Linked DNA regions of Homo sapiens: region 2 is linked to region 1. A link is an interaction called in ENCODE POLR2A ChIA-PET data of the cell type or tissue named here. Cell type or tissue: OCI-LY7. All regions are shown on one strand. Links, peaks and the distances in the headings refer to the core of each region. The heading gives the core; the rest is flanking DNA.

The links. Peaks named below come from ENCODE experiments on the same cell type or tissue, not always from the same donor. Only the 100,000 strongest peaks of a DNase experiment are listed, where the experiment ranks them.
Region 2: POLR2A ChIA-PET joins it to region 1 with 5 read pairs; 2 of 35 experiments call an interaction of 5 or more read pairs at or near these places.

What each region holds. Positions count from the first base shown.
Region 1 is chr1:92,856,924-92,861,320 of GRCh38, reverse strand. The region is part of intron 2 of DIPK1A (divergent protein kinase domain 1A); the gene reads left to right. Among named protein-coding and RNA genes, the nearest start is that of SNORA66, 18 kb to the right of the region's middle. In OCI-LY7, for the core only: a CTCF peak has its summit at 2,236 (motif pointing left); a DNase peak (open chromatin) is centred at 2,240; H3K4me3 peaks cover 822 bases; H3K27ac peaks cover 1,424 bases.
Region 2 is chr1:92,774,837-92,779,233 of GRCh38, reverse strand. The region is part of intron 1 of EVI5 (ecotropic viral integration site 5); the gene reads left to right. Among named protein-coding and RNA genes, the nearest start is that of EVI5, 8.1 kb to the left of the region's middle. RefSeq lists an enhancer at 4,226-4,397. In OCI-LY7, for the core only: no CTCF peak of the experiment used is centred there; no DNase peak of the experiment used is centred there.

The DNA.
Region 1 (4,397 bases), core at 101-4,100:
AGAGAGAGAGAATAGAAAAGCTATTAATATATGATTATCTGAATAGATGCATTTGGCAAAATTCAATCAATTCTTAGCAAACTAAGAATAGGAGGGAACTTTCTTAACCTGATAAAAGACATTTATGAAAAACCCACAGCCAACATCTTATGTAATGGTGAAAGTCTGAATATATAATCACTGATATTAGGATCAAAGCAAGGATATACGTTGTCATTTCTATTCCACATATTACTGAATATCCTAGTCACTGTAATAAGTCAAGAAAAAAAATAAAAGACATAGAGATTGGGAAGGAGGGAGAGAAGGAACTGAATCCACCGATGTTTGATGTAAGTGAGGATTAAGTACCCCCATGCAACCTTATTACTAGGTTGTAATGAAAGCAATTTCTGCTAGACATGTAGACATTTATTCAGTCATAAAACATTTTATTTGCAATAAATATATTTATTTTCAAGCAATCATGAAACATTTCATATAATCTGCCTGTAAACTTATTAAAGTTCTAACCCTGCCTTTTTTTTTCTTTTTTTTGAGATGCAGTCTTGCTCTGTCGCCCACGCTGGAGTGCAGTGGTACAATCTTGGCCCACTACAACCTCCTCCTCCTGGGTTCAAGCAATTCTCCTGTCTCAGCCACCCCAGTAGCTGGGACTAAGGTGCACACCACCATTTTTTTTTTTTTTTTTTTAGTAGAAATTGGGTTTCACCAAGTTGGCCAGGCTGGTCTCGAACTCCTGACCTCAGGTTATCCACCTGCCTTGGCCTCCCAAAGTACTGGGATTATAGGTGTGAGCCACTGTGTCCGGCCCCCAAGTCTGCCTTTTTAAGTGCTCTATCAACTTGCATGAAAGATTTAGTCAAGACAAAACCAATGATACTTCAAAGGCAGGCTTGTGTTTCCTTATAATTAGCATCAGGCCACTAGAAATTCTGAACCAATAATTCTCAGTACGTGGTCTCTTAGGCCAGCGTGGGCACTTAAAATTAATGCATATTTTCAGCCTAATCCAAGACCTACTGAGTCCAGAAACTCTGAGACAGGTCCAGCAAACTGTGTTTTCATCAGCCCTCCGTGCAATCTGAAGCTCTCTAAAGTTTGAGAACCTCTAACTGTAAAACTGTTAGCTCCAGGTACCTCCCTAAAGGTAAAGATTATAGCCTCAACTAGTTCTTAAAACCTCTTCATTAAAAGGTATGGAATATCTCATATTTCAGCCAATCCACAACACATATCTTAGATACCTTTAATTTTACCAGTTATCATTCATTTGTAATATTTATCCATCCATTTATCATGCTATTTAACAAACCACAGGCCGGGTGCAGTGGCTTATGCCTGTAATCTCAGCACTTTGGGAGACCAAGGCAGGCAGATTGCCTGAGGCCAGTAGCTTGAGACCAGCCTTGGCAACAAATTGACACACCATCTCTACTAAAAATAAAAAATTAGCCAGGGTGGTGGCATGCACCTATAATCCTAGCTACTTAGGAAGCTGAGGTGGGAGGATTGCTTGAGCCCAGGAGGTCAAGGCTGCAGTGAGCTGTGATCATGCCACTGCACTTCCAGCCTGGGCGACAGAGTGAGACCCTGTCTCGAGAAAATGACAAATTTCACCAATAAAAGCCAGATTTCCTAATTAACAAGTCTCAGAAATTGACCAATCTTGATCAAAGTAAGGAGATAAGGAATATAGAAGCGCTTGGAGTAGCTGCCTCGAGCATTGGCTTCCTGATTACAGCTCTAGCCAAGCACCTGTGCATTCCTGATTTGGATATGAGAGACATCTGGACTATAACTTACACACATATATTAAACTGTGTGTGCTGAGGAATTCTAAAATAAATTGCAGACTCTATTATAACCGAAGGAAGGAAAGAGTGGAGAGGATGTGTGTGTTGCGGGCAGGGGGGAGAGAGATTTGAGCACTTTTAATGGCTGAGAGAGAGAGAGGATGAGAACGCGAACATGAAGTGCAAGTCTAGAAAATGGTGAAGATTTAGTATCGTTGATACGGGGAACGGGAGAGGGTGTTGACGAGAGACGTGGAAGATTTTCAGGCATTGTTAACCCAACTCAGCTATTTTTTTTCCTTAGGAAAAATTGATGAGTTTGTCTGAAATACATTTTTAGAACACACATCTTAGAAAATTACTTAAAACCTGGTAGTATACATCTGTTCATTGTTATTGCCCCCTTGTGGTATAGTTTCCATAGTTGATGAAATTATTCATTCAACTCGGGTGGGTTTCGTCAAATAAGACTAAAGAGTGCCATCTCCTGGTTTGATGAGGTATGTGCAGGCAAGAGAGGCATTTAGGAGAATCACCGGAGTAAAGAACAATCTTAGGACAGGAAAAACCTTTGATGTTTTCGCTGATCATCCTATGGTAAAGTGAAACATTCTCTATAATTTCTGTGTCTTTTTATTTAGAATATCGTTTTACTGACAGTAATTACAGTTTGTGTCTGTGGCTGTGCCTGAAAAACAACAAAACAAAACAAAACAGTACGTGGCCAACCATCCTTTCTATACAAGCATGTGGGAAATTTGCTTTTGGTTTTTGATGTAAGCCACAAGTGGAAGAGCCTGCTCATTGTAACTGCCTCTTTGATGAAGGGTTGGCTTGAGATTTTTTCTTAGAACTAGAATTTGTCTTGTAGCTGAATGCCAGACTAGTCTTTACTGCTTCCCAATAAGTTTACTAATGAGCTACCTGGTTTGTGCTTTAAAAAAAAAAAGTATTAAATATTATAGAAAAGTATGCACTTTAATCCTCAATGAGATTTTAAAGCCAAAGCCACTATTTATGTTGGTTATTTAATAAACATTTACGGAACACTTAAATACCAAACTGTGCTGTGTGCTAGAGAGGAGGGGAGGTTTGAAGATGAATGTAACCAAGTATCTGCCTTCAAATCATCCAGCTTTCCACAAGGGAAGATAACTTGGACACAAATAATGTTAGATTTCAGAATATACAGAAAGAAGGGAGGAAGAAAATAGTGTCAGGAAAGAAATATAAACTCCCAAGATGATTATTGAAAGATGGTTGTGGAAAGAGTCATGTTTAAATCCTGACATTGAACAGAGTTAAGATGAAGTGTTTCTTAAGATTCAGGAGCCCAAGATCAGGACAGTGGAAGGATATCACTCTTTAAGTCCGATCCCATGAATTGTTCATGACAGAGGGCCCTACTTCCGGATAAAAACCCAGCATACACTTCATTCATCCATTTGGCAAGTGCTTTTTTATCTGTATTTGATTATGCGTCAGGCATTGTACAAAGTCCTCAGGAAATAAGGATGAAAGTCCTAGCCCTGTTGTGAGTTGCTTGTATGGAGGGAATGACCAGAGACACCTTTAGTGGGTGCACTCGGGAGGGGTATCTGACACAGTCGGTGCTAAACCTGCTCTGCATGCTCCTCTCCAACATAAATAATCCTGGTTCTGTTACTTTAGTGGTTAAAAGAACAGGCTCTGGAGGCAGACTATCTGGGCTCAGGTTCCAACTCTGCCATTAACCTGCTCTCTGTAAATTTCTTACCCTCTTCTTAACCTCTCTTGCCTCAGTTTCTTTATCAATAAAATGGAGATAATGGTAATACCTATTCCATAGGGAGATTTTGAGAATTTAAGATATATACATGCAAATCTCATAGAACAGTATTGGCATATAAAAAACAATATGACAGCCGGGCACGGTGGCTCACTCCTGTAATCCCAAGCACTTTGGGAGGCCAAGGCAGGCAGATCGCCTGAGGTCAGGAGTTCCAGACCAGCCTAGCTAACATGGTGAAACCCCATCTCTACTAAAAATACAAAAATTAGCTGGGCGTGATGGCAGGTTCCTATAATCCTAGCTATTCGGGAGACTGAGGCAGGAGAATCACTTGAACTGGGGAGGTGGAGTTTGCAGTAAGCCAAGACCACGCCACTGCACTCCAGCCTGGGTGACAAAAGCGAAACTCCATCTCAGAAAAAAAAAAAAAAAACAATATGACAAACGCTGTGTAGCTACCACCTTCTTAACAAATCTTAACCTTTTGCCATATTTGCTTCATTTTTAAAAAGAAGTAAAACATTACAGGTATAGTTGAAGCTCTCTTATCCTGCCTGATATTCTCCTTCCTCCCTCTTTAGAGGAATCACCATCTTGAATTTGGTATGAGTTTTTGCCATGATGTTTTTCTACTTTCACTGCATGTGGCAGGGGTACATAAATACTATGTTTATGTTTGCATATATCTAAACTTTAATAAATGGTACTAAACTGCTCACGTCATTCTGAAATTGTTTCTATTTCACATTATGTTGATATGTCTGGGCCTATTTATTTCATTTTAATGACTGCATAGTATTTCGTACTATGAATATACCACTTTATTCAAC
Region 2 (4,397 bases), core at 332-4,331, 82 kb after region 1:
TCTTTTCCTTGCATAGTTTCTTCCAAGTTACTTTTTTTCCTATTTGGTATAGTCTTATTAGTAGAGGCCCTCCTCGGAAGACTGGTAATCCTTGGTTGTCTGTTCATGATTAACAGTGGGCTACTGAAAGCTGATGGGAAGTCCTGAACTTGTAAGTAGGACTTAAGGACATGTTGTTTTACCCTATATTCTAGAGTCTAAAGCAGTGATTCTCAGCTTCGGCTGCACATTATAATCACATGGAGAATTAAAAAAAAAAATCCCTGCTGCTAATACGTCAGAATCTCTGAGACTAGGTCCCAGGTAGGGATAGTTAAAAAAATTAGGTGTGGCTACATACAGTAAAATGCACAGAATTTAAGTGTATAGTTTGATTTTTACCATGTAACCGATATAAGATGTAGAGCATGGCAAAAAATTCTAGAAAATTCCTTCATATCCCTTTCTTCTGTTGTCTCACTCCCAGCCTAGAGGTGACCACTATTCTGATTTCTATCTCCGAAGATTAGCACCAGTATTTTTTAAAGCTGCCAAGATAATTCCAGTGTGTAGCCAAGATTGAAATAATTGATCTGGGTGGATTGTTTGAGGCTGTCTCCACTGTATTTATCTTTCCTTTTGTCCCAGTCATATTTTCCAGAGAGTATCTTCCAGTTTTCTGCTTGGAGAGTTGAGGTCTGGTTGTCAGTATCTGGGAACTCAGGAAAAGAGGGTTGGGTAAGGAGCCAAAGAACATTTAGTATATTGGGCTCACACAATCTGTCTCTGTTAGGATGCCTATGTCTTCCACCTTGTATGGTTTACCCTCTTGAGAAGAGAAATCTGTCACCTGCCACATTGAGGGTGGGGCCACTCAGCAGCTTGGAAGAAATCTGGGATTCTAACTGTTCAGCATTCACTTGCTCCTTTCTTTTAGTCCCCCTTCCACTCTTTGTTCTGGCAGTTCCTGAGCCTTTTGAGGAATCTATGGCATAAACCGGTTTGTTCTTAGTTGTCAGCATTGCTGGCTTAGAATTTGGCCATCTTTGGCGGGGTGCAGTGGCTCACCCCTGTAATCCCAGCCCTTTGGGAGGCTGAGGCAGGCAGATCATGAGGTCAAGAGATCGAGACCATCCTGGCCAACATGGTGAAACCCCGTCTCTACTAAAAATACAAAAATTAGCTGTGCGTGGTGGCGTGCGCCTGTAGTCCCAGCTACTCAGGAGGCTGAGGCAGGAGGATTGCTTGAACCCAGGAGGTGGAGGTAGCAGTGAGCTGAGATTGCGCCACTGCACCTCCAGCCTGGCGACAGAGTGACACTCCGTCACAAAAAAAAAAAAAAAAAGATTTTGGCATCTTTGACTAGGTCAGTTATCCAGCTGCTTTCCAGCTTCCAAAATTTTGTTGCTATTGTCTCATTCTCCCTGTCATAATGGCTTGTGTCCTAAAAACAGAACAAACAACAATAACACAACTTTCTTTATCCTTGTTTTAGTAACGTTTTGGGAGGAAGCAAAATTAGATGTGTGTGTGTTCAATCTGCCATCTCACCTTGGAAGTCCACTGTCTGCTTTCCATTATACAGAAACTTGTTGCCACCTGTCCTCCATTGTTGTCTCCTCCTTATGGGGTTATACCTTTTAAATTTCTTCATAGTTGTCTGAAAAGAGTGTCAGGAGGTAGAGGACCTAAATATTGGTCAAGATATCATTTCTTTAGGAGTCTCAAAATTCTTTTTAGAAGTACTCGTTGTCCCAGGATCTTATAATCTCAAGATTGGAAGTGATTTTGAAGATAATCCGGTTTAACGAGCTATTTGATACCTTCTCTAAAGGAATTGTCCAGCCTAAAATGTGAGAAACTTGTGGTAGGAGGAGATGAGTGCCTGGAGAAATGGATTGGGCTGTAGATCTCTGCAAGGGGTCTGGAAATCCATGTGTACATTAAATGTTGCATGAATAATAGTTCTTGCATATTTGTAATATATAATAAAATTTATTAAAAAGTCATAATGGGCCGGGCGTGGTGGTGGCTCACGCCTGTAATCCCAGCACTTTGGGAGTCTGAGGCAGCTGGATCACCTGAGGTCAGGAGTTTAAGACCAGCCTGGCCAACATAGTGAAACCCCATCTCTACTAAAAATACAAAAAATTGGCTGGGTGCAGTGGTTCACACCTGTAATCCCAGCACTTTGGGAGGCCAAGGCGGGTGGATCACGAGGTCAGGAGATTGAGACCATCTTGGCTAACATGGTGAAACCCCGTCTCTACTAAAAATACAAAAAATTAGCCAGGCGTGGTGGCGGGCGTCTGTAGTCCCAGCTACTCGGGAGGCTGAGGCAGGAGAATGGCGTGAACCCGGGAGGCGGAGCTTGCAGTGAGCTGAGATCTTGCCACTGCACTCCAGCCTGGGCGACGAGCGAGACTCTGTCTCAAAAAAAAAAAAAAAAAAGTTAGCTGGCTATGGTGGTGTGCACCTGTAGTCCCAGCTACTTGGTAGGCTGAGGCAGGAGAATCACTTGAACATGAGAGGCAGAGGCTGCAGTGAGTCGAGATCATACCACTGCACTCCAGCTTGGGTGACAGTGAGTGAAACTCCATCTCAAAAAAAAAAAAAAAAGTCATGATGGTGTTATCATTTCATTTAGTAATGCTTAAATCCAATCATGGGGAGAGGTAGTACTCAGAATTTTTTATTTTGAAAAAAGCTTCTAGACTAGAAAAAGTTATGAGCTATTACTAAAGATTAATAAAGTTGTGGAGATTTTAGTGTATAGTTAACATAAAGTGAATGATAAAACCACCCATTAAAGTCTCTATTTTAAATATCTCTAATAGCTTTGTTATTCTTTGACATTCTATATTTTTATTTTCTTTAAAACACTAAGTCAGTAGCTTCCCAAATGTTGCTCTTTGAGTTAGAATTTTTACCATGAAGTTCATGATGAAATAGAAATGTTATCAATGTTTATACAATTTATTCACCTTTAAATTATATCCATCCTTTTTCTGTGTTAAAATGCCCTTTTTCTTATGAAGTTGTGATTCTAGATAGTAGATAGATTTTTTCCTTCTAATATTTGGCAAAAAATAAAAACCTGCGAGCTCTACATATTGCTCTTCAAATTAATTTTTTTTTTTTTTTTTTGAGATGGAGTCTTGCTCTGTCGCCCAGGCTGGAGTGCAGTGGCGCAATTTTGGCTCACTGCAACCTCCGCCTCCCGGGTTCACGCCATTCTCCTGCCTCAGCCTCCCAAGTAGCTGGGACTACAGGCGCCCACCACCACGCCTGGCTAATTTTTGATATTTTTAGTAGAATCAGGGTTTCACCGTGTTAGCCAGGATGGTCTTGATCTCCTGACCTCGTGATCCACCTGCCTCGGCCTCCCAAAGTGCTGGGATTACAGGCGTGAGCCACCGTGCCCGGCCTCAAATTAATTTTTAACAAGTTTTATAAAATACAGAAGCCTGCTTCTCAACTGCACAAAATCCCCATTGGCCTTTTCTTTCTACCACAAGTTAGTAACAGTCAGTCATGTGTTGCTTAACAATGGGGATATGTTCTGAGAAATGAGTTGTTAGACAATTTCACTGTTGCATGAACATCGTAGAATACACTTAGACAAAGCTAGATAATAGAGCCTACTATACACACCTAGGCTATATGGTATAGCCTTTTGCTCCTAGGCTACAAACCTGTACAGTATGTTATTGTATGGAATACTGTAGGCAGTTGTAACACAGTGGTACTTGTGTATCTAAACAGCAAAGATACACCAAAAGTACTATATTATAATCTCATGAGACCACCCTCTTTTTTTTTTTTTTTGAAATGCAGTCTCGCTGTGTCTCGCAGGCTGGAGTGCAGTGGCGCTATCTCAGCTCACTGCAACTTCTGCCTCCTGGGTTCAAACTATTCTCCTGCCTGAGCCTCCCAGTAGCTGGGATTATAGGCACACACCACTACACATGGCTAATTTCTACATTTTTATTAGAGATGGAGTTTCACCACGTTGGCCAGGTTGGTCTTGAACTCCTGACCTCAAATGATCCACCTGCCTCAGTCTCCCAAAGTGCTGGGATTACAGGCGTGAGCCACTATGCTCAGGCAGGGACTACCCTCTTATATGTGGTATCCATTGACTGAAATGTTCTTATGCGGTGCATGACTGTATTTTACTTTTGTGTTTGTATATAAAATTCAAGATATCAATCAGATGACATGGGGAATTTTTACTATCTCTCATGGTGTTACGATAGTCCTTCCTCATTGGAAGAATGTAGATTGATTAATTGTTGTTAGAACCTGTTGATTGTGACCCCCTAAGTTTGCTTGCAAAGTGTCATCTCATTTCTCACTAGGTATTGCTACTAGCCTGGTATGTTTATTTTGCATTTTTAGCTGTTTACTTCAAGAGA